3 separate regions of the Homo sapiens genome follow, and regions 1 and 3 are each linked to region 2. The links are chromatin loops, found by intact Hi-C in ENCODE. Cell type or tissue: sigmoid colon. All regions are shown on one strand. Each heading gives the region's core, and the rest is flanking DNA. Links, peaks and the distances in the headings are about the cores only.

The links. Hi-C counts contacts between places; a loop is a spot of excess contacts. Peaks named below come from ENCODE experiments on the same cell type or tissue, not always from the same donor. Only the 100,000 strongest peaks of a DNase experiment are listed, where the experiment ranks them.
Region 1: it touches region 2 in a loop (2.8-fold over the local background); 1 of 110 quality-filtered maps calls a loop at or near these places.
Region 3: it touches region 2 in a loop (6-fold over the local background); 1 of 110 quality-filtered maps calls a loop at or near these places.

Annotation. Positions count from the first base shown.
Region 1 is chr10:76,349,027-76,356,192 of GRCh38, forward strand. The region is part of intron 6 of LRMDA (leucine rich melanocyte differentiation associated); the gene reads left to right. Among named protein-coding and RNA genes, the nearest start is that of KCNMA1-AS1, 540 kb to the right of the region's middle. In sigmoid colon, for the core only: no CTCF peak of the experiment used is centred there; no DNase peak of the experiment used is centred there.
Region 2 is chr10:76,969,975-76,977,140 of GRCh38, forward strand. It overlaps KCNMA1 (potassium calcium-activated channel subfamily M alpha 1), which reads right to left. Exons shown (of 28, transcript NM_001161352.2): 20 at 1-93. All of the region lies in intron 2 of KCNMA1-AS1 (KCNMA1 antisense RNA 1), which reads left to right. Among named protein-coding and RNA genes, the nearest start is that of KCNMA1-AS1, 86 kb to the left of the region's middle. RefSeq lists an enhancer at 3,308-4,507. In sigmoid colon, for the core only: no CTCF peak of the experiment used is centred there; a DNase peak (open chromatin) is centred at 3,797.
Region 3 is chr10:76,455,450-76,462,615 of GRCh38, forward strand. The region is part of intron 6 of LRMDA (leucine rich melanocyte differentiation associated); the gene reads left to right. Among named protein-coding and RNA genes, the nearest start is that of KCNMA1-AS1, 430 kb to the right of the region's middle. In sigmoid colon, for the core only: no CTCF peak of the experiment used is centred there; a DNase peak (open chromatin) is centred at 3,742.

The sequences.
Region 1 (7,166 bases), core at 743-5,742, 620 kb before region 2:
TAGGAGGGAAGAGCATGAAATAACTCCCAGGTTTTTCTGGCATGAGTGTCTTTGTGGCAGGTGAAGCCATTGTGAGGATCAGCATTTGGAAGAACTGGATTTGAAGAGAATGTTGAATATGAAGTATTCATAGTCTGTAAATGGAGATGTTCTAATTTGTGGGTCAGCAAACTTTTATCACAAATGGCCACATAGTAGGCATTTTAGGCATTGCAGGTCAGTCTTTGCCATGACCACTCAACTCTAGCATTCTAGTGTGCAGGTAGTCATAGGCAATATGGAAGCCAATGGGGTTGGCTGTGTTCCAATAAGACTATTTAGAAAAACAGGCAGTGGGCCAGATTTGGCCCATGGGAGCTAGCTTGCCACTCCTGCTATATGTATAGGTATGATCTGAAGATAAAAATATAAATGTAGCTATGTTGACTCACATACATACATATATATATTATATATATTTACCTAGTATCTTTCTATGTAGACTTATAATCATACCTATTTGATATAAACGCTGCACTTCCTGGTTATTTGGGATAAACAGTTTTTTCAAACTATCCAAAAGTCACCTAATAATTGTCTATAAAGAAACAATTAAATATGAAAATATAAATTAAAACAACAAAATACATTTTGTACTCAGTGGTTCAGCAAAATTTAAAAATCTGGTGATACCAAGTGTTACCAAGGTTGTAGAGCAACAAAAACTGAAAAGCTATTTCAATGGGAGTTGTGAATTAATGTATCTCTATTGGAAAACAATTGATTATTTTCTAGTGAATTTGAATATATATGCCAATCCTAAGTTCCAGAAATCTCACTCCTGGGACTCTACCACAGGAAAAACTATTATACATGCTCAGATCAATATGAACTATACTCATAGCATAACAAAACAAAAAAACAGAAGCCGGAAACAACCCAAAATGATTCATTAAATAAAGTGAAATAACATTCAATATGGACAAATCTAAAAATCAAAAGAAAAAGAAACCGACTGAATGATACCATATAATATCCTTTATATAAAGCTTGAAAGTGCCAAACAAAACACTGTTGTAAAAGGGTCCTTACATTTTTGGCAAAACTAGGATGAAAACCATGAAAATGAAAAACTCAAAATGCAGGTAGGTGGAGGCAAAAAACAAAAAAAAAAATAAATAAATTCTGACCTGATAGGAACGACCAATGGGATTTATTTATTTCTAAGCTTGGTAATGGGTAGACAGATATTTTTAAAATGATAGCTCTTATTATTTTACATATGTTATATTTGTTCCTTAACATCAAGCAAGTCTTGCATGATAATGAAAAGGCAAAACCAAAATCTTATTAAGTTATCAATTTTATATTTTCAAAAAATAATTAAGTCAAGTTTATTCTTTTGTTCAAAAGAAACGTTCATTATGGGGACCGATTTTTTTTTTTTTTGGTCTGGCTCTGTTTCTTTCCAGTCATGTCACCTCTCCCCATGACAGAGGGTCAGCTGGCTTCCAGTGTTTCAGCTAGGCAGGAGTCGGGGATTATGGATAGCATAGAAGAGGGAGGAATATCAGGAAGGAGCTAACGTTGCTGGTGTAGGGTCATTTGAGTTCCTGTATCTCTAGGAGAACAAGCATTGTCTTTGGCATAGGACAGAATGTGGTCAGAATCCTCTCTGTCACTCAGAAAGTAATTCCATTGCTGTCTTAATATTATCCTAGTCATCTGGGGTTGCAGGAACACTGTGTAGTGGTTTTGCGGTGTGGAAGCTATTGCTACATAATTTTTTATTTCTTGAATATCACTTTGTAGTGTCATGATTACAAGGCTTGGAAGAAGATAAACTCTCTGTCCATTCCGAGTATAAATGGGCACTTGAGATGAAACCACCTCGTTAATTTCCCCTTGTTGCTGAAGTAGAATCTGAATCCAAACCACAACACAACCTAGCCCCTAAATCTCTATTAAAAACCACCTTGGGTAGTCTGGCAAAGCTTTATTTAAAGTCAGCAGAGAATTATAAAGTCAAACGTGAAAAATGGTACAACAAGAAAGAATCATAAAAAAATACTAGATCAGTTAAATGTAGTCAAAGGCAATTTAGTGTGTTCTGGCACCAGCACTTATTGATGCAAAGAATGTGATATGTCAGGGGTTGGCAAGAGCATGTAGGAAATGCAGAATGAAGGATGCAGCTCCACGCATTGACTCCGAAACAGCCATACATGGCTGCAGAGGATGCTTCAGCTACCTTCCTTGCTTTTCTATCAGGAATTTCAGGGAGAATATTCGAATTCCCCTAGGATGGACATTTTCTGTTCTTTTGTTCTTGATATAGTTTATGTTTTAAAGTAGAATTCTTTCTTTCATGGAGATAAGCTAACATGGAGACTGTGTAAATTGGGTCAGACCAGGAGGGTAAGTAAAACTTGCTGGTACTTCTGAGTATCCTACTATTCTAGTTTCTCTGGGGCTGCTACATTTATCTGCTTTTTTACATCCATCTCCAAGCTGTGAGGGTTTCTGCCTCATCTTCTTCACCCCTTTGGTTTCCCATTCACCAATATTAGCAGATTTGCTCAGTAATGAACACAGCTACCAATGTTATGCACCCACCCCTTTCCAGGCACTGTGCTAGGCCCTGCATATACATTCTCTCACTAATCCTCAACAAGCCCCGGTGATTCTTAGAACTCTAGTCTGAAAAAAAAAAAAAGCCCCTGTGAGATAGGTCTTATCAGCATGTTGATTTTACACATAAGGACAACTAGGGCTAAGAGACTTAGAGCTCATTTGAGGTGCCACAGAAACAGAACTCACTAGGCCGGACTCCTGTATAGGAGCAGGCGCTATGTAAGAAGTGTTGGTTCTCTAACTTCATCAACAGTAAAAGGTGGGTGCCAGTACCTCTAGGGGACAGAGTACAGGATAGTATAGTGTCAAGAGCATCAGGCTGAAGTCTGGGTTTGAATCCTGGCTTTGCCACTTATTGACTCTGTGACTCTGGAGAAGGTACTTGACCACTCTGCATCTCCCTCTCCATAAAATAGGGACAATAATAACACCTGCCTTACTAAGGTTGTTGTGAGGATTATGTAAGTTGCTATGAATAGTTTCAAATAGTTACTGTGGAAGTGCTGAATGGTAGTCCCCTTACCTCTAGGGGATGCATTCAAGATCCCAGTGGATGCCTGAAACCATGGAGAGTACTGAACCCTATGTATACTGTATTATTTTTTTGTGTGTACATTTATAACTGTGGTAAAGTTTAGTATAATTATTAGGCATGGTAAGAGATAACGATAACTGATAATAAAATAGAACAATTATAAGAATATTCCAGCATCACTACGCTTGCACTTTGGGGCCATTATTAAGTAAAATAGGGTTACTTCAACACAACCACTGCCATACCACAACAGCCAATCCAATAGCTGAGACAGCTTCTAGGTGACTAAGCGGCCGATTCTATATACAGAATGGACACACTGGACATAGCGATGACTCACATCCTGGGCAGGATGGAACAGGATGGTGTGAGATTTTATCATGCTACTCAGAATGGCATGCAATTTCAAACTTATGGATTGTTGATTTCTGGAATTTTCTATTCAATATTTTCAGACTCTAGTTGACTGTGGGTAACTAAAACCATGCAGAAAGTGGATAAGGAGGGACTACTGTATACATATTGTTGCTGCTGCTGTTTCTATTATTATTATTATCAATAGTGTTGTTATTTTTGTCTTAAAAAATATATCCCTGAAAGTAGAGTGCCTTCACTGAAAGAAGTGGTTGTGGATGGAATCAGGGACAGGGGAGGTGGAAGGACCAGCCCCTGTGGCAGGTCAGATGGGAGGATGTTCTTAGACATGCCACTCGGTACCCTTGAAATCCTACTTTGGTGTGGGCCATATCCACTTTTGGTAAACTCATTTGCCCCAAATGAAGCAGCTTTTGAAGATCAAACAAGAAAACTGGATTCTTTGAGTATATCCAGCTTGAGTACTTCCATGTTCAAAATGCCTTTCTTTCCTGTCTACAGATTCACCTCTAGGAGAGAAGGAAAGAAGTTTGGAGACTTCCTTTGGTTCTAGCAGGTCTTATCAGAGTCTCAGTGTAGACTGAAGAGGAGTGATTGCTATACTGTAAATGCTTTAGAGGGTCTGAAAGAGATTAGAGAAACCTATTCCAGAGGATAAAGGCAGGACAAGAGGGAGCCATTAATCTCATGGACATTACATTCCCTAAGAACTTTTTTTGGGAATGGCCAGAAGCATGCCAGGCCATGTGCTGTCCATTTGCAATTCTCTGAGCTGTGGAGTTGTGTGTGTGTGTGTGTGTGTGTGTGTGTGTGAGATAGATTGAGGCCAATGTCATTGCCTCATTTACAATGGTTCTTAAACTTGAACTGAAAGGTTGACACATGCATGCAGAGTCAATGCAGATTATTCGACTGAAGTAGTCCTGACAAATACCAGGGCTCTCCACATTGTCAGGAACAGTCTGATGATGACACGTTCGAAGCTCCGCAGACTGGCTTGCATCTTAGTAAATGTGTACAATCAGGGGAGACATAGCTATGCCGTGGAGAGTTCTGAGATGTGAAGAGAACAAGTTAATTGTTCAGCCTCAACTGAGACCTTTCACTCAAGTCATTAATCACAGTGCACAGTCTGGAGTCTTGGCTCTGAAGTTCGATTCTTTAGGCTGCTTTCCTGCTCCAGATGAAAGCTCATTCCAGGTGCTGGCCATTTGTGTTTTCCTCCAACTAGGCTGATTTATGGACCTGGAGATGTTTTCTGGTTTTTCCAAATTCTGTTCCATTACTTTGTAATAAGGGGGGACATGTGATTTCTGGCTTTTTGCAGATCCTCAGTTTTAACATCCCTAATACCAAAGATTTTTAAAATTAGTCTGTGGTCTGCTTTCTGTGATCTGGAGAATAGAAATGCTGTTCTGTATTTTGAGTATCAAAGTTAAGACTTTAGGGACTCATTTCTTTCCCCTTGAGCTGGAGTTGAAGTTGCAAGGGATGGGCAGGAAACTGTGTTCCTGCCTTCAACATCCCAATGCAAATTAAGGCTTGGGAAGCCCTAGTGACAGCAACTGACTGCAGGTGTTGGAGATATCCCCGTCCCACCCGAATACATATGGCTCAGGGTATAATATTAAAGGACTTCCACACTTGGGCTAGGTCTCTGGTGACAGTGTAAGCCAATATTGAAGATTTCAAAGGAGAATCTGAGTGTCAAAGGAGGACATTGTGATATGGAGGCTGAACAGGGTGCTGCCAAGTGTTAGCTGTTTGACTGAAAGGTAAACCAGATCTGAGTTGATATGGGGCAACAGATCCCTTGGGAGTTTTCCCAGGAGGATAGAAATGTGTCACAGCAAAGTAATTGGAAATTGATATTTGGCATATCTCTGGGTTACTTTTTATTCCAGATAATACCAAGAGTCACTTGGTATTGGCCAAGAGTCATTAGTGACTTATACATCAAATCCCATAACCCATTGCTGAAATACAATCTTCTGTTCGTTGACAGTAGCCAGCTGCTTCCTGGTCCTCTGCTTCCTAACTAGTACTTTATGTTAAAGGCCCATGGCCCTGATTTAGGTGAAATGAGTGGTAAAAATAGCAATTCAATCTTATAAAAAACCTGTCTATACTTTTAAAAAATTGATATATAATCATTGTACATATCTATGCGGTGCATGTGGTATTTTGATACACGCATATAATGTGTAATTATTAAACCAGGGTATTTGTGATATTTATCACCTCCAACATTTATCATTTCTGCGTGTTAGGAACATTTCAAATCTTCTAGCTGTTTTGAGATATAAAATAAATTATTTTTAACTATAGTCATAATTGTGCTGTCGAACATGATGTCTTCTATCTAACTAAATGTTTGTGCCCGTAACCAGCCTCTCTTCATCCCCCTGCACTGCACCAATTCTACCTTTTGATAATTCTCTGAAACGAAATTTTCACTGGCAGTGCTGTCCTTCAAATTCAACTCAACTCAACAGGTACTTGTTCAGAGCCTCCTATGGGCTTTATATTGTGTTGTGTGCCCTGGGACCTATAAAATAAGTATCAAACATGACCTTTGCCCTTGAAAAGCTTATGAGCTCATAGGAAGGATGATGTGTTTATGAAACACATTTTACATGGCAAGATAAGCTATCGTGTATGTGCCAAAGTGACTAGAATCGGGAATAAGTGCAACAGAGAGTCAGAAAAATGAGAGTAGGTTGTACTGGAACTGTCAGAGAAGCTCTTATGGATGAGGTGGGACAAAGACACAAATATCCTAAACCCAGAACTCTCCGTTAAAGAAATTGTAAGAAGCACAGCATCAGGTTACCAAGAAATTATGGAGCCCTTTTAAGTGAAAGTAATTTGTTCAATATGAGAATGGATTAATTTAGTTCCATAAATATTTATTGAGTACATGCAATGTGCCAACAACTATACCTGATGTGATCAAGGAAGAATAATGAGTACAAAGGACACGTGTGTGTTATTCTCAGATGCTAACTTCTCTCACATAGGTATTTAAAGTTATTGCTGGTCTGTTGATTCCAAAGTCTGTGATTTTTATCATTTACCATTCAACCTCTCAAAAAGACTTTGTCATCCAAGATATATTTGGTTGAGGGGCTGAGTCTAATTTTTTGTGTGGTGGAAAAATGGCATGTCTAACTGCATAAGTTGTATGAAGTGTAAAGAGTTGCATGCATGCCGATTGTGAAAGAAAGGGACGTTGAATTAGCATTGAATGTGGGCCCAAATTATTGGGTTAGGGAGTATTTGGAGTAGCATTAGAAAAGCCTGAACCTGGCCCACATTCAGGGCTATAAGTGAAGCCCAAGTTCTCTATAGATCAAGCTTTTCTTGGAACTTGTATTGTTCCCCTTGACAGCTGATTTGGAAACCCAATTAGAAGGGCCTCCCATCATTAGAGGTGAGGCAGTCTTGCACTGAGCTTTGTTATTTGAGAAGTTTAAAATTGGCTACACCCAGATATATTGGATAACTCACTAAAATCTAGAATTGATCTGTATTCCTCCTTGTAAAATAAGGAAAGCCATTATGTGTTCATTTCTTTGAGGACAGGTATAACTGGACAATTGCAAAGTGTTTTAGAAAGAAAACAATGTCAGGATGATAGTGG
Region 2 (7,166 bases), core at 925-5,924:
TCATCAGCTTAGGCGAGGTGTTGGGTGAGTTCCGCATGCCTCCATTCCGTTGCTTTTTTTTTGGTGATAGTGTTGACGGCTGCTCATCTTCAACTGGAAATACAGGCAGCTCATGAGATTATGAACAGTTTGAGGGCAGACTGTGCAATACAGGCAAAATATCAAAGGACACACACTCAAGGCTCAGTCACTCACTAGGAATTCATGGCTGTCTTTTAGGACCCAATGACAAAGACCAAATGTGTTAGTCAAAGAGGCCGGCTTAGAGAAGGTGAAGGCAACACCTCTTTACACTCCAGCCTTTGAACATACACTTTAAACAGACTAAAACAGTTTGTAAACACCCTGCCATAAGAAAAAAAAAAAAAAAAAAGAAATCATGATTTATCTGTATACCAAAAAAAATACTTATCATTATTCTTAGAGTTAATTTTGGTTACTTTGCTTTGCCCAGTAATAGACTGCGTTTTGTTGTAACCAAAATCAGAAATAAAGTTGTATTTGAAATGTCAGCATAACTGCCAGCCTGCTGCTTCTCCAGATGAACCAACTTAGCTGGTTCCTAACCCCTGCATACCAGAGAAAGAGCGTTGAAAAGAGGCAAGGATTCAAGGCCTTGACAGCCAATGTTTCAATCAGATCGGGGCACATTGGTGCATGCTGGCTCAATAATCCCCAGCCCAACTCAGCTCTTATCCCTCCAACTGCCAGGAGGGAGGGCTTGTGGGGCTGTGCCAACGGGGTCCTTTTTCAACCCATGAAGACAGGAGCACCGGGGCTGGTGAGGTTGGAGGAGAGCCCCGGAATGAAGGAGGAGGTTGCCATTGAATGAAATCTCTGATGATGCAGCAGCGGGGCAGGGATGGAGGGCAGCACAGGGGATTGGAAACCAAAAGCTGTTTTCCAAATGTCTAAACCACACAGATTGCTAAGCAATGTGAAGCTTCACTTAGAAACACCACAGCACACTCTACTGCTCTTGCCCAAAGACACCCACTAATAAGCTTTGCAGATGTATTAGCCTGCATCATGCTTCTTTTTAAGAGAACTGCTTGATAATTAGCAGATGCAAACCCAGCCTGTCACCCAGGGGCATCAGCGGCAAAATTCTAGTCCTCCTCTCCCCACCCCCACAATTCAGGCTAAAGCTGTAATATCAAGAAGGAAAAATAAGATCTTTGGATTCTTATAGTTGACTGCAACACAGACTAGGAGGAAAGCACCCTGAAACTCAGAATGCACAGCAGTTACCTTAAAGCTAAGAAGAGAAATATTAGCAGTGATGACATCAAAAGAGACTTGATATATGTTAATGGTGTAGGAGTCTTAGATGGGGGAGAAAGTGCCATGTCAGCTACTTGGTATTATCCAGGAAGACCCATATTAGAGCATGCATTATATGGTACTTCCCTGAAAACGCTAAATAAATTTAGTAGGTTATGATACATGCTTCCAAAGCTATTTTAATAATCCAACTACCCTCCAAACCTGCTTCAAAGTATTACACATTTTACACTCTCCTATTCTGCTGTCAGTTTGGGCTTGTCTAAACCCTGGCTGATGCAGGAAAAGGGAATGACTGTGGTGTAAGGTGAGAGTGAGACCAGAAGAGATGAAGGCAAGAAAGCACCTGCAAACACCCACAGCCGACCCCCTGTACCACCTGCTTCCTCTGACACCCACCAGGGCCCAAGCTCAGGCCGAGACTGTATCAGTCATTTAGAGCTCCAGGCAGAGACTATGTGGCTGGGATGATATCGCATCTTATCAGAAATGAGTATCCAAAGCAAATCACACAGAGACTAAACAGCACTTAAAAGATTAAAGGAAATAAATACAAGCCACATAAATGGTATTGAAAAAATCACTTAGAGTTGATATGCATCTCTCGGCAAGCAAACAGGCACTCTGAGCTTGACCTGAATTCATCTTCCTTTCACAGGATAGGGGACCAGGCATCTGAGGCAATAATGGGGTAGAAAGGCAGCGAGGGTGTGTGGGTGTGTGTGTGTGTGTGTGTGTGTAGGTATGCTTTCGCACTTTCCCCATCTTAGAATGAAGTAGAAAGTCTTGCACTAACTAGACGTATAAGACAAGGTCATCTTTTAATATGGGCCACTTGCAATTGGTGTATTGTGTTCAGGGTGACCTAGACTGGTTGTGTAGCATGCTGGAGCAAATAACACGTGTGTGTTTGTGTGAGTGCATGTGAGTCACTCTAGTCGGGGTGCAAGTTCTGTTTTTCTCATCTTAAGGTTATAATTCAGTTAGACTTCTTAAGGTTATAATCCCACATCCAAAGGTTTTTATCTAACCTAGTCTACCACGGCTAGCATTTTTCAAGGTCACCAGATGCTACCATGGTTGTGTCCAGTTACACAATGAATCTAGATGAGTTAAGACCTGAACAGAAGTCATCCTCCCTAGCATGCCTGTGGGATTATTTTGCTGAGCATTGGCTTCCCTTTTTGCATTGGGCCTATAACAAATAATCCTCTTTGGTTAAGTGGCCATTATCTTTACACCTTGTTGCTACACTGATCTTCAGATGGGAGAGTTGCAAGTTAATACCTGTTAGCCAGCTCAAGGGAGACACCTCATTCTGGTAGTAAAGTTATGCCTCTTCTATGCAAAGAAACTATTTATTTTCATTGCAACTCAGAAAGATCATCCATCGTAATCATACTGCATTTAAAGTGGGATTTGTTCTCCAAAATGAAACTTGTGTTTAAAGGTTTCCTCCTGCACTCACAGCCTAAAAATGCAGATCTGTTCCCTGAAGAGATGGGGGAAAATGTCTCCAGCTTAAATATATGAACGCTGTGTAATGGAGACCATTACATATGGCTTAGGTCCCTCAAGAGAAGCAGTGATAACTTCTTTCTCATAAGTAGGATATAAACCATATTTAATTATCAGCCTTTATATGGATCCTATCAATTTCTGCATAAAGAAAGCAGATCTAGGAAAACTTTTAGTTAAGCTATAAAATATAATTTTCATTTCATGGCTTCTGTGACTACATGAGAGGAATAAAAATGGAATTAAAAGGGAGACTTAAATTTACTCACTTTCATGAAAGACAAACGTGTTGAAGTAGTGGGCCACTACCTCATGACGATGCAAATTTACAAGCTCTTATTTAACCTACATTTTGGCTAATTACAATACACCTCCATCTATGGCATTTTCACTTGCCTTCATGCTGCGGAAGCCACATGAAGATATGATCCTTTAAAGAAACCTGACTTCTTTAGAACACAAACAAGTTCAGGAATCTAACGTGGAATTTTATAGGAGCTGAACTCCATCCAGTCTCCAAGTACTCATAAAATTCAAGGGCTTGTTTTTGCACATCCCTAAGTATAACACTTAATGTGCTGTTGTAACTTCCCAGCGCTCCCTTGTCTAATAGGCACTGAATCTAACAGTTTTACAGTTTGGGAAGACTCAGTGCTAGAAAAATGTCAGGCAAGTCTAATGAGGCTTCAGATCCCCTGGTTTGCGCTAGAGTTTAATTTAAAGTTACAATGATGTTTTAACATGTTTGCTTATACTTGACTAAAGAGGATTCGTTATTTCAATGACATAACCTCCAGACAATGTTCTGAGAATTGATTTAAGATGTGGTGGTAATTCCAACAGCCTTAATGCAGAGTTGAACATCTGTAACAACATTTTACTCGACTTTTCATCAGCATTCTGTTTTCAAGCAAAAGCAACGTCTTCCAGAAACACTGGCCAGAACTCTGGGCTTACTTCAAAATGATTACATATTTCACTAGATTTTTAAAAAAAGAAATATCTTCCTTTATCAGCCGCGCCAGACTGCAAACACTGTGTCAGGGTTTACCAAGCCTCTTTATGGTCCTTGGAGTGAAATGGGGCAATGATTGCAACTCCCAGCCTTCCCTAATTCAGTCTAATGCCTGCATTAGATGGACCTGATGCTCAGCTCTAGCCTGGGGCACATTCCCTCTGCCCTGTTTCCCCAGTGAGATTTAAGGGGATGATGCCCTTTAAGATTTAAAGGTGAGTTTATTGGCTGGAGTTAAAAAACAGTTCAAAGCAAATAAACTCAGAAACGTAATAAAAGGCAAACAACTCATAAACATGAGTCAACCGCTATCTCCATTATGTTATTAATCACCACATCTGGAGAAACCCACATCTGTACACACTTAGCAGGTCATTAGTAATGTCATATTCACACTGGAGTCACTCAGAATAAGAGTCATGCAAAGTGGTTTGAACACAAAGGCATCTAGCTAACAGGGCTTCCGACTGAAGTCTTGCACAAGCTGCCAGTTTGGGGGTGAGGTCGTTTTAATTATTATTAATCGTTTTTTACGGTTTTCCCTTTTGGTATTTTGCTGCCCAACAAGCTAAGTGCAAGCTGAAATCCACAGTAGTGCATCGCTCTTCTTCAACTGAGCTCAGCATGGTAAAGTAGAATGTTGAGGGCTGCAGGGTAGTTATTAAAAATGGGAATGGGTCCCAGTCTTCCTTCACCTGGCTCGGTCACAAGCCGAGAATTGGGAGTCTCCTTCTTGAACTCAAATGGATCTTTGGAATAGCGTGATCTAGCTGCAACCTTGACTGCCAAACAATAAGGAGAAAAGAAAATGGAAATTAATCCATAGTGAAATTTCTTTTAGAAAAGTTCCAAACAATTTTAACATTGAATAGCTTTGAATCAAACTGGAAGTTTCTCCCTCACAGCTGAATTGCCATTTTTTTCCCTTTCTTTTACCCTGATGACTTCCTGCAATTCTTTTTGCCGTCTTATTGTCATCTGTATCAGTAGGGATAATACTTCTGGAAATTCAGAAGACAATCTTCTTGGTATAATTTCCAAAAATATACTGAGTTCCCCGTCACCCCACAACATGTACAGACACCGAAAACTCAGTTTAGCAGCAGGATCAGACCCATTCTTTCCTGAAGTCTGCTAAAACAAATTCTACTGAATAATCATTATATTCCGAGTCATCAATCCTTGGTGATAAACTTTTGCTGTCTGTCTCGAACTGCCGGCTTGGTCAGCCCCCTTAGTTGTGGTATCAGTGCCTAACATTAAATGCCGTGAGTTTGCCACTCCTCAGAAAGACAGATCCACGGCATTTCCTTCGGCCGTCAGCGACACCAGTGAAAAGTGGGTGTTTCAAATGTTGTTTTACTAAAATGAAGGGTATGGAGTGATGGTAAAATTCCTGGAATTTTACAACAGTCGTGTTGCAAAATGTAATTCACCATGAACAAAACTCCCAAGCTGACCTAAGCTCTCTCTGATATGACTGTTTAAGACTTTCACCAGAAAGTTTGTGCAAGTTAACTCTCAAAGTCTTACGGCATGGCCACAAGAGCGCAGTCTCTGGATTGGAGGATGGAATGGTGCCTGGCTGTTTCTCACACGAACCAGACGGGTAAGAGGGTGTGGTTGTTTCCTTAAGCGATGATGGGAAAACAACCACAAAAATAATAATACATGCCAGCTGAACAACCCATACTGTGAATTTGGTAGTATGATTCCTGTAAAGGAGCACTTGACTGCTGTTTCGGGATGGATCCCGTGGTGGGGAATGCCATGTGTCCATCGACGAGGCTGAGCTATTAAGCACAGCTAGGATCAGGCAAGCCAGGCAATGGAGCCAAGTTCTACGCCCAGAGAGTAGTGGGCAGTATCAGGGTGCAGGGGAGTTAAAGTGGGTGATGTCCTTGGAATGAGAGTTTCTTGCCTGACAACCTTGAATAGCACATATCACTAAGAAGTTTGATAAGCACTGCAGTATTCTTCATAAAAATCAACTATAAATCTATTTTTTGAAAGATCGTGGCTAATATTTTCTTTTTCTGAGACAAGGGGTCTTTGTTGCCCAGGCTGGTGTGCAGTGGTGTTATCTTAGTTCACTGCAACCTCTGACATCACGGCTAACATTAATCCACAGATTAGGAAAAGAAGAAAGATGCTGCCCCTTAAAAGCAACCCCAACGATCATAATATCTCAAACATATACACCTCTCTAAAATCAAACAACCACATTATCATATACATTATTCTGGCAGGATAATTTCACAACTTCTAGCTAGGAAATAGGAAACACATTTACTTGGAAAACCTAATGGGTATCAGTTTTTAAAAAATCTATCGTTATGCAGAATAAGAATTTCAAAAAATGTCTAAGTGACCTGTACTGCCCTAGGACAGGCATAGGGAGTGCCCACCCCATGGTAGGCTGCCAGGGCAGGGAAGGGAGGCTTGTTGGAGCTTTTGCATTTCTGGCTTTTGTGGAGCTAATAGGAAAATGGGGAGGGAGACTTTAAGGAACAATAGGTTATGTAGAAGTTAATCACAGGGTGTATTTCTGGCTCTATTCACTGCCTAGGAAACCTGAATTGTGTAAGTTTGAGTCCATCAACACAGAGTAATGAAAGAATTCAGCTCCTCCATAGGAGAGAGAAAAAAAATACTATATAAATATATGAACAGAATCCACATGACATGGAATGCAGTGTTCTCTACAAAATACTGCGGGCCTAATGGATCCTCTAGAATCCAATTGGGTAAATTAGATGTGCCCATGCTACCCATGCCATAGGCCCTCAACCCCAATCTCAAACTATGTTCTGTATGCATCCTGAGAGGAACTCAGCATGTACCAAAGCCCCCCATATCTAGAATCGCAGCTCATATATCTTCGCTGTAGACTTGACCTGTTAGAATCATTGCCCAACACTCCGCCCTGTTCAGTATTCAGTAGAAAATCCTTTTGGAATTTTCTGGTTGCCTTTAGCCCTTTTCTTTTTCCCTGGAATAGACTCTCTATTACCTCAAGGGCAAAGAAAAGTCTCAAGCAAAGATCACTAGGTATTAGTTTCTTAGAGATGAGACACAGAGATGAACGATGGAATTCTAAGAGGAAATGCACAATTGAAAAGAAAAATTCGAGAACTTCCCTGAATTTTTGCTATGGGGTTTGGAGAATGGGAAGGTACTAGGAGATGGGAGATAATTTTTACTTTACATCCAACTGGGAGGGCTGGGGAATGTATAGAAGTCCAATACAAACAGCCCCTCCCAACTTTCCTTTCCTTCTCTCCCTACTCCCTACTCCTGACACCAAAAGCCAACTTTCGGCTTTGTGGCAAAAGTTAAACCTGACTCC
Region 3 (7,166 bases), core at 859-5,858, 510 kb before region 2:
AGACTTTGATATTAGCCAGGGCCTTTAGGAATACACCCCAGTAAAAACACTGATGGGCTAGGATGAATGTCACAGGAGGCTCCTTACCTTAGTCAGCTTAGGGTAACTTAAGGGTCTATGCTAGAACAAAAGCAGGCCAAAAGGTCTGTTCTCCTTGTGGTCACCTCTAAACTCAAATTCAAGTTGCAAATCTTATCACTTCTCTGGGAGACAAGGCCTTACACACCGGTTAGCAGCAGATGAAAGCATAAAAATTAGAGTTTGTGGCCCATTGTCTGGCATAGATGTGTAGGGGAAGTGGCAGGGGATCAGAGGGTATATGACAAGGGCAAGTGTTATCTTCTGGGACCATCCTACTTAGTTATGTGGGAGAGGAGAAAGCCCCTGAATAATGGAAGGGAATGTCCCAAGGGATATATCCTGTTGTTACTCTGGCTGTGTGGCAGAGTCGGGTAGTAAGGAATCTAGAAGGGCCACATCAACTTGTATAGGCCCAGTGATTCCAACTGTATGCACCACAGTGAAGAAAAGGTATTCTATGCTGGCCAACCCTGCTAGTATTTCTCCTCTTCCTCCTTAGGGGCTGGGTTGTTGGGCTTGGGAAAGGGTATGAATATCCCTCAGAGAACATCCCCTTGCATAGCATCTCTACCCGAAAATAGTCGTTCGGTCTCCATTTTGTTCCTGGTGTCATCTAAAATAAGGAACAACAAATAGCCAGATTCAATTTCAGCATTATGGTTTGAGCAAGGGCCTGGCTTCTAGAGTGGGGTGTGTTGAGATGGTTTTCCCACTATTTTTATTTAACTCACCAAATATATTCTGTAATTGGGCATGACCCAGCAAAATGTTCCACTCTGAAGTTTTATCATGGAGGCCAAAGAGCATGTTCAATGTCTGCCAAGTTCTCAAAGGAAATAGTAGTGGGAGGGCAGGCCCTGAGCTGGAGCTTCCCTGGTGACTACAAAAGCAATTGCAGAGGACCACGTGATGTGGCTCCAGAGCACATGACTCAGATGTCCATTGAAAAGCTGTATTTGCTCAGGGTGATGGCTAAGAAAAATGTCTTATGCCCTTTAAGAAAAGAGTCTTGTTTTGAAGTGAGATAATCCTTCCATTTTCATAAGGTAGTTACTGAAAATAAGTGTTCATTTTCTTTGTGCAGACCAAGGAGTAGGCCTTCTGAGAAAGTTGCACTCTTATTAAAAAAAAAAAAAAAAAGGCACTATTTCAGATGAAAGCCTGAGATGCAGATTTGAGATCTTAAAACTTGAAGTAAAAGTCAGCACTCTGATGTGCCCAGCCTGTCCTTTCTACCTTCCCGTTGTTAAGAGGTGTTCTTTTCTAGCTCTTGAAGGAAGACTTTCATTCTTACCATGTCACCTCCTTCTTCCCTTCTTTTTTATTTTTTGGGGTCTGAAATAGTAATCCTGCAACACAGAACTTGTTTGGAATTCTGACTGTTTTAATCCTTGCCTTAATTTACTGAGGTTAAGTTGAAGATAGGAAGTTGAGTGTTGGTTTTTTCAAATTGTGGTCTTAGCCGTAACTCCGACTTTGAACATTTTCGGCAGTTCCATGGATGTCTGCGGATGGTCAGAGTCACATTTCATTGTCTCCAAGAACTGTCATGACCCTGTCTTTAGCATTCCTTCAGGCTTCTCTTTACTACAGATCAAGAAAGTACTTGGCAACAGTCTCCCATTAGGAGAGAGCATTCAGGGTTTTAGTTTCAACTTTTCGAAGTTTAATGCTTTTCCATTTTCTTTTCTCCGCGTCAGCCATGGGACAAGTAACGTATAGTTGATCTTCAGTATTCCCTGATTCTGTGTTTGCAAATTTGCCTGCCCACTAAAATCTGTAGCCCCCAAATCAATATTCATGACACACTTTCTCAGTCATTCATAGTCATGCACAAAGCAGTGAAATGTTGAGTTGCCCGATGTGCATGTTTCCAGCTGAGGTTGAACAAGGTGACACTGCTTTTTCGTTGCAGCTCTCAGACTGTATGCAAATGTCTTTCCAATGGTCTATTTAGTGCTATGCTTTTCATGTGTTTGTGTTTTTTTTGGTGATTTTGCAGTTTAAAGTGGCTGCCAAGTATTGTGCTGAAGTTCTGTATGGTATTCCTAAGCCCAAGAAGGCCATGATGTGCCCTGTAGAGAAAATCCATGTGTTAGATAAGCTTTCTTCAGGCATAAGTTATAGTGCTATGGGCCATAAGTTCGACATTAATGAATCAACAAAATATCTTAAATAAGTTTCCTTAAACAGAAATATAGAAACAACAAGGTTACGTCTCAATCAGTTGACAGAAATGTTGTGACCAGAGGCTTTCAGGAACCTAACTCTGTATCTTCCTTAGGAGCAATCGTTCAGTATTTGCTAATTCAGTGTTTGCAGAGACTTTATAGGGTGTAGCTGCTGCAAATGACAAGAATCAACTGTAATCATTTACTAAGTATCAGCTGTAATGGTGAAGATAAATATTCTAGACTTAATATGCCAGGAGGGATGTGCGTGCCTCATATGCTCTATGGACATGTTACAGTAAGGGAAATAGGAGGTGTCCCCCTCAACCTGGAACTCCTCTAACAAGCCAGATAGAAATGCATCATTTTTTAGGCCATTTCACTTGGATCGAAGCTTGTTTTCTTTCACACTCCTAGTGCTTTCAAAAAAAAAAAAAACTTGGCTGTTTAATTAAAAAAAATTTGGCCTGTTTTGTATATATTTGCAGTCTGAGCACCCATAGAGGGGAGTCACCCCTCTCCTCCAGACAAGGGTGGGTTGTTGAATTTTATGTGAAATCTTGACATTGCAATAAATCTCTGAACCTGAACCAGCCTGCACTGGATATTTAATACTGTTTTCATTTCCAATACTAATCAATCCTGGAAGAATGTGCTGTTATTTTTTAGTTACATGTAAACATTTAGATGAATATAAAATGGCTTATTGATAGCTTACATGCAGGCAAGTTTATTGATACTTTTGTCAAATTCTGTTTGATTGATTGATTTGGCCATCGTACTGCTATGGATATGGAATAGAACCAATATGACATTTTTATTTCCTGGCAGTGGTACCTGAGGGTGAATGGGATATGGGGAAGCTTGAGCTCTGTCTCTTGGATGAGAGCACTATCAGAGCCTGATCAGTGGAGCTCCTTTCTTTAAGGAATGACCTCAACTCTGTTTCACATCAGACACAGTTTGGAAGACCCCACAGGCCATTGCACTGTTGTATCATTCATGTGGGAAGCCCAGCTTCACAGGGGCCACAGAAATCTCCTCTATGTGACACTTCTGGCTACAGTGCATTATTTTGTTTTATTCTGATTTTTTAAGGAGGTCCCTAGTAGGCATCTTAGGAAACTTTGAAAATATATTAAGAAGATTCGGCATTTGATGCACAGATACAAATAAGGCCATTTTCCTCAGCCTGCAAGCCCAGTCTGAGACTTTGCAACCTTTCTCTCTTCTGATTGTGAATTCCAAGTGTCAAGACAAAATAGCACTAAGAAATCAGTAAAATGTGACGGTTTTTCTCAAGCGTCTACTAAGAGCCTAGCCAGATGCACATTTCTTATTCCTTTTGGTAAATAGATTCAGATTTGGTATGATTCAATGAACTAAAAAATATCCCCTGCTCAAAGCTTGTCTATGCCTGCTAATTGCATGAAGCTTAACAGATCCTCCACACACGGCACCAAATAAGGGCTGGCTGGAAATCAAAACCTCCTTGCCAAGCACTTTGGATTTTCCAAAGGAACTGTAATGTTCCTGGAGATGTTTATTAATGGAAATGGGGAACTTTGTGGACCAGGGTGAAGTCCCAGAGATTGATAGCCTGTTACTAGTGTTTATTATTTTTGACTGCAGGTTTTGAAAGCTTTTCCTCCTATCCTCCCTAAAAGGAACTTTCTCCGTCACTTGGGACTGAAAATGGGGGTGGAGTTCAACACCTCATGGAGCAATCCAAAATAGACGCACAGAATGTTAATAAGCCCAGGATTTTGCCCTCTGTTTTGTATTGCTCTGCCCCAAAATACAAAACCTAATTAGTGCATCCAGAGAAGCGTTAAATGGATTTCATGCTGTTTAATAAATGCTTTACGTGCTTTGGTGCCACTGCGAAATGTGTGGTTGAGTGAGGGTGGGAATAGGGAGAGGAAATGGTTGCTGTAAATGCTTCCTACCAATGTCAAGCACTATAGGATGAGCATCAGAGATGCGTGTTTATAACTCAGGTGCTTCATGTTTTCACCCGAATTTTCCTCCTTTTGGCTAGCCTGTTATTTTCCTTTTGGGCTTTTGTTTTTTTAATTTTATTATTATTATACTTTAAGTTTTGGGGTACAACGTGCAGGTTTGTTAATATGTATACATGTGCTCCCAGACATCGTCTCCAAAGGCTCAACCCACAATTGTCTACACTCAGAACAATGAGAAATTGTGAGTGACAGATGTGCACTGAGTGCTCACTGGGTGATGAGCCCTGAATGGGACATGGGAATTAGAAGGTGTGGCCATTGCCTCTGGAGAGCTTATGTCCCTATGGGGAAGATAGAACACATAATATCCTATTTTCAAGATAGACCGTCAGTCTGGTGTTCAAAGCCTTTCATAATGTGTCCCCTATTTAGTGACTGGCCTGTGACATCTCTCCTAGAGGCTGGTCTTTATTGTCTTATATGTTGGTCAGTGGTTGTGAGACTTCGCTGCACAGTAGAACTGTCAGGAGAGCTTTGAAAAAGCCCCAGTGTTCACACTGCACCCTCTATCAGTGCTTTGAGATCTTTAACCTGCATCAGGATCACCCAGAGGATATGTGGAAACACACATTTCTGGGCTTCACACCCAGCATTTCTAAGTCAGCAGGTAGAGGGCTCTAAAAATTTGTATTTCTAGAAGTTATTGCTAATGCTGCTAGTCCAAAATCACACTTGAGGAGGATTGGCCTTCATCAATTAAATCAGAATTGCTGTGTGTCTGATGATTCCAGCATGCAGCCAAGATGGAGATCTGTGTTCCACACATTCTTTAATGCATGTGGTGGAGACAGATGATCACATATCGTGAATGCCTCTGATTATTTTCCATGATTTAGCTATTTTTCTCTGACTAGACAGTAAAAGTCGTAATAGCAAGAACTGTGTATCTTTACCTTTTCTTGATTCTCTCAGGGTGCCCAGCCCAGGGTGGTCACACAGAAGTGTAACTTGAATAGTGTTAACCAAGGAAACGTAGAAGGGTGGATGGGAAGCATTGCAGATACCACCAGCACTCTTCATTTCCCTACTCTCCAAAACCTCTAAGGAAAGTTCTTTCCCTCTATTTGTGGACTCTAAGATGCATTGCAGAGCTACTTTCTCTCTCCTCTTCCCTCCATAGGGGAGGGTGCATTTTCAGCATTTACTTTTAAAGAAAGCAACTGCAAAGAGTACTGTATTCATAGATAAAAACTGCATTCACATCCTGGCTCTGATGTTTCTTCTTATATGATCTTGGTGACACTACTTAACATTTTCAAGTCCCCATTTATTCATAAATAAAATACGTATAAGAACATCTCTTTCACAGACTTCTGGAAATTAAACGAGTTTGTGCTTAAAACACTTCTAAGGACAATATAAAACACAAAAGGCACAGTAGGCCTTTTGTTTATAACCACATTGTAGCAAACACACATTTTTCCTGGAAACATAATGGGAGTGCTCTTGGGTTATGGGAAGTAGCAAGGGGAGATGAGCAAATATTTGTGCCTCATCCTGACCTCGCCATGCATGGTGTGAAATGTCTAGGTATGCCATCAAGAACCAAAGTCCTGTGTAACAGAAAATCTCCAGTGAGCCTGTCATGATGATGGAGACAAGCCTCTGTTGAACTTCACTGCCAGTGAACTCTACTAAAATGTCAGTCCTGTATTCGCATAGCCTATCAGTCAGGGAGCAGGCTATGAGCACTGAGATTTCCACAGCAACCTGTTGGTGCCTTTAGTGCATTGCTTCCAGAATGATTCCCATGAAATAAAGAGATCTAGCATTGTACTTACTGGTTCTTAGCAAATGTTCTTCCCCGTAGGTAGAGTGCCTTAACTCTAGAACCATAAATTTGTTTTCAGAATGCAACAAGATTGCATAGTTGTGTAATAAAGCTCCTGACAGAGTGTTAAAGATAGGAGGGGGAGATGGTGAACTGGGAGAGCCAGGAATCCTCATCAAACTATTATGGGAGGCTCTGCCCTCTGAGAAGAGAAGTGCTGTCTTAAGAAATTTCCTTGATACTCAAAGGGTGTTTTACACAGAATCACCTGGGCTTTTGTTAAGAATGTGGACTCAGGCCGGGTACAGGGGCACACACCTATAATTCCAGAACTTTGGGAGGCCGAGGCGGGCAGGTCCTTTGAGTCCAGGAGTCCAAGGCTAGCCTGGGCAACATAGAGAAACCCCATCTCTACGAAAAATACAAAAATCAGCCAGGTGTGATGGCATGCACCTGTAGTCCCAGCTACTTGGTGTGGCTTGAACTCCCTTGAACCAGGGAGGTCAAGGCTGCAGTGAACTGCAATTGTGCCAGAGTGAGGACCACAGAGGGAACTCTGTCTCAAAAAAAAAAAAAAAAACCACACACACACACACAAAAACAACAACAACCAAAAAAACCAGAATGTGAACAACAACCACCAAAAAAACCAGAATGTGAACTCAAACACTCAGACAATACCCTAGACCTTCTGAATCAGAATCTGCATTTTTTTTTTCAGGAGTCCCAGGCAATTTGTATACACTTAAATGTTTGAGGAGAAAGATAGAAGAGTCTCTTAGAACTAGACTGGGAATTAAGACACCTGACTTGGTATTCTTTTAGTTCCATCTTCACCTCAGTTTCTCCATATGAAAAAAACAGATAAGTAGAATAAGTTCCTTCCCATCAGTTGACAGGAATTGGTAGTAAAAGAATCCCCATAGAAAAGATTTAGAAGTCTAAGGTCCAGAAGAACCATCCTCTTCCTCTTCACCCAGCTCCTTTTTGTTAACATTCTTCGATGCCCAATCTCACTTCCAGCTGCTTTGGGGTTTGGCCGCTATAGCTAGATGTCTCAGCAGCTTCCAATTCCCATTATGAGAAGTTGAAATTCTCCCATAGGTACACAGTTCTTCT